Regions from separate parts of the Homo sapiens genome. Here region 2 is linked to region 1. A link is a loop called in an ENCODE intact Hi-C map of the cell type or tissue named here. Cell type or tissue: heart right ventricle. All regions are shown on one strand. Links, peaks and the distances in the headings refer to the core of each region. The heading gives the core; the rest is flanking DNA. Region 1 overlaps C1QTNF7-AS1 (C1QTNF7 antisense RNA 1). Region 2 has its middle 18 kb from the start of CC2D2A.

Region 1 (4,395 bases), core at 138-4,137:
CTGTCAGATTGGCATGGCTCTGCCCAGCAGCAACCAGAGCCCATCTCTGTCTCCATGCTCTCTGATATGGTTTGGCTGTATCTACACCCAAATCTCATTTTGAATTGTAATCTCCATAATCCCCACGTGTCTAGGGAGAGACCTGGTGGGAGGGGATTGGATCACGGGGGCGATATCCTCCATGTTATTCTCATGATAGTGAGTGAGTTCTCAGGAGACCTGATGATTTTATAAGGTGCTCTTTCCACTTTGCTCCTTCCTCTCTTTCTTGCCGCCATGTGAGAAGGTTCAGGCTTTCTTCCCCTTCACCTTCTGCCATGATTGTAAGTTTCCTAAGGCTTCCCCAGCCATGAGGAACTGTGAGTCCATTAAACTTCTTTTGTTAATAGATTTCCCAGTCTCTGGGTAAGCCATCCACTAAGCCATCAGAGCCATGCCAATCTGTCAGGAGTGGCAGTTTTAGTGTCTTTTCTTTTGAAGACTTAGTTCTAGGTAATTTCCTAATTGGCCTTATTTTTCCTCACTAAGTCATTAAATAGGGAGATGCTTTGTGGTCTAGGGCACTAGATTCCCTTTATCTAAATGACAGAAGTCATCCTACAGTGGGAACTCTGTATTTCTTTACAGCAGTGTGAAAATGGACTAATACTCTATCACTGTTTGGCTTTGATGTGGGATTCTTTCTATTGTCAGTGCATTTTCATCTAAGTTTTGTAGTGACTTGCTTTCAAACTAAGCCATCTTAAATAGGGTGCAGACCTTTTCTCCCTTCCAAGCCCCTTTTCCATTCATCCTGGTATAGGCTAGAATTAGACTGTCAGAGCCGTCAGACAGGGAGAGCGTGTCATGGCAGACACAGAGAAAGGGTTTAAGTCTGTGTCCAAATTGAGTCACCAAACATCAAGCAACCTTCTCCTCCTGGCAAGACACATTTCAAACTTCTTTCTTTTAAAAGCAGACTTTTAATAAGCCCTATTAAGAAAGTAACATCTCAGCAGGGCGCTGTGGCTCACACCTGTAATCCCATCACTTTGGGAGGTCAAGGCGGGTGGATCGCAAGGTCAGGAGATCGAGGCCATCCCGGCCAACATGGTGAAACCCTGTCTCTACTAAAAATACAAAAAAAAAAAAAAAAAAAAAAAAAAAAGTAGCTGGGTGTGGTGGCGTGTGCCTGTAATGCCAGCTACTCGAGTGGCTGAGGCAGGAGAATAGCTTGAACCCGGGAGGCATTTGCAGTTTCAGTGAGCCGAGATTGCGCCACTGCACTCCAGCCTGGCGACATAGTAAGACTCCATCTCAAAAAAAAAAAAAAAAAAAAAAAAAAGTAACATCTCCATGCCATGTTGACAAATAGAAGAAGCACTGATACAGCCCAGTTCCTGGGTACCCATAGGTATGAGTGGTCAGTAGGTGTATATACTTTTAAATATATTTCCTAAGAGCCATTAAATGTAAAACCCAAATGACGGCTGCAGCCTCTTCACTCATGAGTGATGCCAAACCACATTCCACAGTCTCTCAGCACCCCTGAAGGGAACAGTGTAAACTCTAGACATCTGGCCAGATGGCTTTCTGTCTTCCATTCCAACTGCCAGTTATTTCCTTTTTTGTCCCAAGACGGCTATGCCCCTGACACACAAGGAAAACAGTTTTATCTAGAACTAGGAGGAGGGATTCCTTTGCCTATTGCTAATTAGGGGCCTATTGGGAACAAATTCAAGTTTTGGGGGGAGGAAAGAGGTTTGAGAAGAAACCACTTTTCCAGCTGTTGTGTGAGGCAGGCCAGGCCATGATATCATCGACAGCATTCTGCTTTTCTGTCTTGTTCTTCCTCTGCACTCCCTCCTCCTGTTCATCATCCCTTTCTTCAGATAATGAGTTACAGGGATAAACAATAACCTTTCAGATATTATATAAAACAAAAAAGTTCTTACTTTATTTTCTTTTAGAGATATGATAGTTCTACTGTTATTTTTTGTTTCTTATGGTCCTCTTCTTCCTCTTATCTTCCAACTTCTTCTTATTGAATATGGCTTATTGAATATGGTTTATTAAATGTCGACTCACCCAAGCTCCAAATCCAAATACAATCCCATTTTCTTGCCTCCATGATAGAAACTGTCAGAGTGAAATAATTGATTTCTCAGCCTTCCTAGTAGCTAGAAAAATAATTTGACACAATTCTGGTCAATGATAAATGAGTTGAAATTTGCTGAATCTACCCTGTCCCCTTCCCTTTTTTTCTACCTTGAATGAAGTTCTGATGTATAGGCCTGAAACCACCATCTTGTCACCATGAGGTGACAGCCATAAGGATAAGACCAAGAAAATCTCAGAAAGTCTAGTTCTAATATCATATCAGATTTAACATTTTTGTTTCTTTTGATGTATAGGCCTGAAACCACCATCTTGTCACCATGAGGTGACAGCCATAAGGATAAGACCAAGAAAATCTCAGAAAGTCTAGTTCTAATATCATATCAGATTTAACATTTTTGTTTCTTTTTTATTTACCTAGCAGTTCATTTATGCACCAAGATTCTTGTCCCCAAGGTTGTAACTTAGCAGATGGAGACAGACATTAAGCAACAGACATGATAAACAACATAATTATACAGAAAAAAATAGATGCAGTAAAAAAAAAAAAAGGTAAAACAAGGTAAAGGGCATGGGAGTGTAAAGGTAGGGGTTAGTTGCAATTGTAAAAAGCATGATCAGGATAGAATATAAGCTATACATGATAGGTACACAGGAGACAGACAGTGGGTGCTCAATAAATACTTGTTGGGTGAATGATGAATAAGTGAATCAACAGCTCAGTCAACTTATAGACTTCTTGTTAGAGAAGAAAAATAGCCTACCTGTGTAATTTACTGTTGGTTAGATTTTCCAAAATTGTAGCAAAAGTACTGCTAACTGATGCACTGAGTTGCATCCTTTTGTAAGTTTTTCAGCAAGTGTCTCGATCTGAGAGTATCTCAATGCCACTCCTACTCCTGAATAAAAGCTAGATTGGTGGAGTTTTTCTTACTCTTCAGCACTTTGGAAAAGGTTGGATCTTTTCTATTATCTGTCGTTTCTGAGGAGATGCCAGTTTCTCCATATGATGCTTGAAGGTCATTCAACTTTCCTGTCTCGTGATTCCAGGATTTTCCTTTTATCCTCAACTATGTAATTTCAATATTACATGATTAGTTGCAAGTTATTTACATTCATCCTACTTAGGAGTATGCTTTTCTGTTTAAATATGAAGATTCTTTTTTTTGAATTTTGGGAAATATCCCAATATTTCTCTCACTGTTGCTCTCCTTAATGTCTCACTTCTCAACATCCGTTACTCCCGTTAGATATCTGTTCATCCTGTCCTTCTCGCCTTTGTATCTCTTAACTTCACATTTCTATTTTCCATCTCCTTATATCTTTTTGTGCTACTGGATATAACTTTCCCATATTTATTCCACAGTTTTGAAATTTTCTTTTTAATTGTCTAGTCTATCGTCTAATGGGTTTTTAATTCACATACCATAATTCTTCAGTTCTAGATTTGTTTGGTTCATTGTCAAATCTACTTGCTTTTTTTAATTAAAAAAAGTAATGTTTTTATCTTATTCTCTTCTTTATCCATTTGGATATTTCCAACATGCTTTACTTATACTAATGTTCTTTTCAGATTACCCTATGACCATGAGTAGTTTCGATATAAATTATCCTATTTACTGAATTTAATGGCTCTTTCTTTTAACAGTTGCTATCTTTGCGTGCTTTGTAAATTTTTTAAACATGAATTCATTATTAATGGGCGTTGTCTTCCATAGGAGTCTTGCTTGTACCCTGGAGTGGAGGAATCTTTAATGGGATGTTTTGATTTGTTCCTCTTCATGGGCATACAAGAAGACACAAATACATAAATCAATTTTTATAACTAAATCTAAATGAAACACCACTCTGGTGTAAATGTATATTAGCACACTCGGAAGAATACAGTGTGTTCTTTTAAGAGTAACTGAAGCAATTGTTAGTAACAACTGCCTTGAGGAATCTGGACCAGAGCGCTGATGAGGAACTGTGCTCTATAGACTAGACATTCTGCCATCAGTGCATCTTGAGAGTGGAGTTTTTGTTATTACTGTTTATGGACAAACATTTTTTAAGAATGTTTGCAAAGCTGTCAAAGAATCTTGTGGATTTGGTAGAAGAACTACAACAAATGTGGGAACTGAGGCTTATGAAAATGTAATCATTAATCATGTCAGCATTTGGATCACTCTAATATAGAAAACTTTCAGAAACTGGGAAACCAGGGGACTCTAATGAGATTTCCAAGGTTGGCTTTTAAAAACTATTTTGTAACCCAATGAATGTGACATATTGACTAATACCCTTATTGCTATTAAC
Region 2 (4,395 bases), core at 248-4,247, 200 kb before region 1:
ATACTAACCTTCTAGTTATTATTTGTCAATATTCTGACCAACTGGGACATCTCAGGAGGCTGTGCTTTAATTTTAGTTCTACATGTAGTAAGACCTGGATGTTTTCTGTAGAAAATCCTTGCAACTCTCTTTGTTGTTCTGGAGTAATAATAATAGTAAGACCTGAGTGTTTTCTGTTTCAGTAACAATGGGGATGCTCAGTGGTGCCAAATTTATCTGAAACTGTGGTTGGAATAGATCACTGAGACTTTGTTTTTTCTTGTTTATTTCCACCAAGGCAGCATCTCACAATCTTGTAAAAGATAGTACTTTTGTAATGAAAGAGCATCTATGCAACCCCTTAGAGTTTATGATTTTTCTCCTTTTAGTGCTAGCAGATCATTTTTTGGAACCCTAACTATATTGGGCAAGTCTTTACTTCGGTAAGTTCTGCCACCTCCATGATGGCACTGGAGTGAAGCCATGAATTCAGTCTTCTTCATATAGCTGCTCATAAATGCCTTTGCCATCTGACAAATGCATTGGTTCTGAATGACTTCATACTGTTGTAATCCATTGGGTTCATAGTTCTGGACTAAGAAAAACTCAATAAAATGATGTAAACTCAAGACTAATTTCCCTCCCTGTTCTAGTTAGGAAGAAACAATTTAAAAACATATAAACTAGTATTACTTGGTGGTAATCTTGCTTTAAAAAATCCTCTGGAATAGACATCCAGGTACGCCACCAGGAAACTTTAAGAATGATATCGTGTTTTACACTTCAACTCCTAAGAGTTTTATTTCTCTCTCCTTAGACATTTTCTCTGCAATTTTTGGAAACAAAATAATATGCAACTAGCCTAAGAGCATACATAAAATATTTTATGTAAAATGAGTACAATGTTTATTGTAAAAATTAAAAATAAAGGTCAAAAGAGTAGAGATTTAAAATTCCCCATTAATATTTTAATTTAGACTTTTTCTATGCATATGGGCAAACAGACTTTAAAAATGAAATGAGTACTGAAAATATTCCTCAGTCATCTACTTTGTTTAGTTAATATTTTGTGAATATCTTATGGTGCCAATACATTTCCATCCTCTTTTTTTTAAAGACAGGGTTTCCCTATGTTGCCCAGACTGGCCTCAACTCCTGAGCTCAAGCAGTCCTCCCCAGCAGCTGGAACTACAGGTGCAAGCTCTTGTGCCTGGTGGGGCATCCTCATCATTTTTTATGACTCTGTTTCATTGGATGAGTGTATCACAGCTCATTTCACCCATGTTGAGGCTATTTCTCAATTTTCCATATTGCAAGCTTTGCTGCAGGGCTCTTTCTGCAATTAAACCTTTGCACACATTATTAATTATTTTCTTGGAGTAAATTCTTAGAAATAGGAGACTTGGTGATTTTTGTATCTTAGAAAACATTTTAAAAAATCCTGGCTATAGTAAAAGAGAATTTGGATGAGGGCACAGTTTCTTGCTCTTCCTGTACACCTTCCAGGATGGAGTCTCTTTAACTTGGGATTCTCACAAGGGAAGAGATATCATACCTGAAATGAGGAGCAGCTATGGGGTCATTTCTGTAAATAAAGGTCAGTTGGAAAAAGTAGATTTGGGGGGCTGTGTAGACTCTCTCACCATGACAAGACTGTACAGATATGGTTCACAAGTGGTTCTCAATTTTGACCCCCCAGGAGACATTTGGCAATGATGGGAGATATTGTTGCTTGTGATGACTCACGTGGTTGGGTGGAGATGCTACTAGCATCTAGTGGGCAGAGGCCAGGGATGCTGCTAATGTCCTATGATGCACAGGACAGCCCTTAAAAAAAGAAGGATCTGGCTCAAAGTGCAAGATTCCTACCAAATTTAGGAAACAGTGATGCAGAGCAGAAATAAAAAGGGATCAATGAGTCTCTTGAAAACCATGGTACAGCACTGCAAATTTTATGTTTTCTTTTCTTTCAAAAGAGTCTTCAGTTACCCAATATATTTGGCATGTCTCAGGCTGATCTACAAACCACATTAGGGAACACACAAGGCCTGTGGAATGTGTGGTCCTACTTGCTCCTGGCTTCTGTTAGGATTAATCTTGACAAGAATGTGTAGTGTGTATAGAGGAATTTAGACTGCCTGGATTTTTCTAAGCATGATAGTACAACGATGATGCTAAAAGATTGCCTAGGTTCCTTTTGTGGAACTAAACCAAATGCAGAGGGTCAGCATCAATCCTTTGGGGCCAGTCTCTGTTCCTTGGGCAGAGCAAAGTAGGTTGTTATATTTGGGACTCCTTAGAGTTTGCCGAGCTGCATGTTCTGGCCGCACTGAATATTTTGATCATGAGTAAGCCAGTCATGATTGTGACAGGCTTAGCTCCCAGCTAAGGTCAGAGGAAAATGATGTTTGCTAGGATCAAAGGAAGATAATTGTGGATATTGCATTTCCTCCATAATGCAATGATCTTGCTGTGAAAACATGTCTTAAAGAAGAGGCCTTGAGAGGCAGGGGAGTGCATGTGTGTGTGCTCATGACAGGGCATGGGCATTGGAGGTGGATGGGCAGAGCTAGAATATCCCACATTTATTAAGGCTTGTCATGGGCAAATTGCTCAATTGCTCTGAGCCTCAGTACTGTTACCTCTAAAGGGGTAAGAAGAGTATTTAACTCATGATGAGCTGGAAAGCTACTAGGTTAGAATCTTGAACTCCTAAATCTCCACCAGCTGTTTGTTGCTGTTGCAAGTTTAGGAGAGGGACTTAGGAGGGACACTGTGGCAAAAACCCTCTGTTCATCAGTCCAAGGACTTCACTCCAAGATCCCATGCAATTTTTTTGTAAGTGGAGCTGGGCCACATCTGAGACTCAAGGGTTCCTTGTGCATAAATTACACAGCTCTGGAAAAATGTTCCTTCTGCTGTATGCATTCAAGGAACCAGTAAAAACAGGAAGCCAGTTTTATTGCATAAGCTGTGTGGAGTTTTAGAGAGACTAGAGAAGGAAGAGATCTGGGAGGGGAGCCCTGTGCTGGTTGATTTCCGTTGCTCCTACCCTCTCTCCTGGCTCCCATCCATCTTCTATCCCTGTCTGTTCTGAGTTTTGCCCAAGAAGTTCATCTCTGTGCACTGCATCACCAAGACTATCTGGGCACCTGGAGTCATGGGCTTTGACCAGTGAGGGGTATAAATAGGAGACTGAAAGGTAGAAGAGGGTGGTCAGGGGATTCACAGTCCTGGCTTCTTCCCTACTTCTGGCAGTGGCTGAGCTCTTCTGCAGGTGTAGTTCCTGTAGGCTGGTCCCTCTGCCAAGTCTCCAGTTCTTCACTGCACTTTGCAACCACCACTGCCTCTCCTCCTTTTCAGGATTTGGGATGGTGAAGCATTCCTGCTGTTGCTAGTCCTTGGATACTTCAGCATCCCTGCATGGTTCTTTTCACCCCACCTGCACCTTTAATACAGTTCTTTCATTTGACCTTCCATAGTGAAATCCTTTTGAAAGTGTTATGCTGCCTTCTGCCTGAACACTGATAGGCACATCCTGGAGAGAGAAGAACCCCTAGAGAACTTGGTATGTGGCCTTGAGAGTCTTTGAACTTCTCCATTCTGATGCTGAAGCGGCATCCCAGAACTTGGGAAGCTTCCATCCCAACGTCCATACAAATGCTACTTTTCTTTCTTTTCTTTTCTTTTCTTTTCTTTTCTTTTCTTTTCTTTTCTTTTCTTTTCTTTTCTTTTCTGTGTGTGGGTGTTTTTTTTTTTTTTTTTTTTTTAAGAGAGGAAGAAGGTGAGAGTGGTACTGAATTCTCTCTAGAGGTTAGAAGAATGCGCCACTGACAGGGGCTTTTCCTGAGGATAAAATAAAGTACCATGCTGAAAGGATCCAGTATGGTGCCATTTACTAGGCACACAGTAAATGGTAACTGCTGGTATCATGAGACACTGACTGGTGATCTCTCAAGGAAACAAGAAGGAAAACATGAGGTCAGCAATGTAGTTAACAACTGAGAGTAGCTTTTTAATCTCTCCTTTCAGGGCTGTCATTATGTGTTGGCTGAGGAATGAATTGGATTTACGGGCTCCTTTTTTTTTTTTTTTTAAATGCTTTTATTTTAGGTTGGGGGATACATGTAAAGGTTTGTTACATAGGTAACCTCGTGTCACGGGGGTCTGTTGTACAGATTATTTCATCACCTATGTATTAAGCCCAGTACCCAATAATTATCTTTTCTGATCCTCTCCCTCCTCTCACCTTCCACCCTCAAGTAGACCCCAGTGTCTGTTCTTCCCTTTTTTGTGTTCATGAGTTCTCATCATTTAGCTCCCACTTATAAGTGAGAATGTGTGGTATTTGGTTTTCTGTTCCATGTTAGTTTGCTGAGGATAATAGCTTCTGGCTCCATCCATGTTCCTGCAAAA

What was found. A loop is a pair of places that touch in the nucleus more often than their neighbours do. Peaks named below come from ENCODE experiments on the same cell type or tissue, not always from the same donor. Only the 100,000 strongest peaks of a DNase experiment are listed, where the experiment ranks them.
Region 2: it touches region 1 in a loop (13-fold over the local background); 3 of 110 quality-filtered maps call a loop at or near these places.

The regions. Positions count from the first base shown.
Region 1 is chr4:15,247,495-15,251,889 of GRCh38, reverse strand. The region is part of intron 2 of C1QTNF7-AS1 (C1QTNF7 antisense RNA 1); the gene reads left to right. Among named protein-coding and RNA genes, the nearest start is that of C1QTNF7-AS1, 180 kb to the left of the region's middle. In heart right ventricle, for the core only: no CTCF peak of the experiment used is centred there; a DNase peak (open chromatin) is centred at 1,766; H3K27ac peaks cover 1,881 bases.
Region 2 is chr4:15,449,867-15,454,261 of GRCh38, reverse strand. No RefSeq gene overlaps it. Among named protein-coding and RNA genes, the nearest start is that of CC2D2A, 18 kb to the left of the region's middle. In heart right ventricle, for the core only: no CTCF peak of the experiment used is centred there; no DNase peak of the experiment used is centred there; H3K27ac peaks cover 1,469 bases.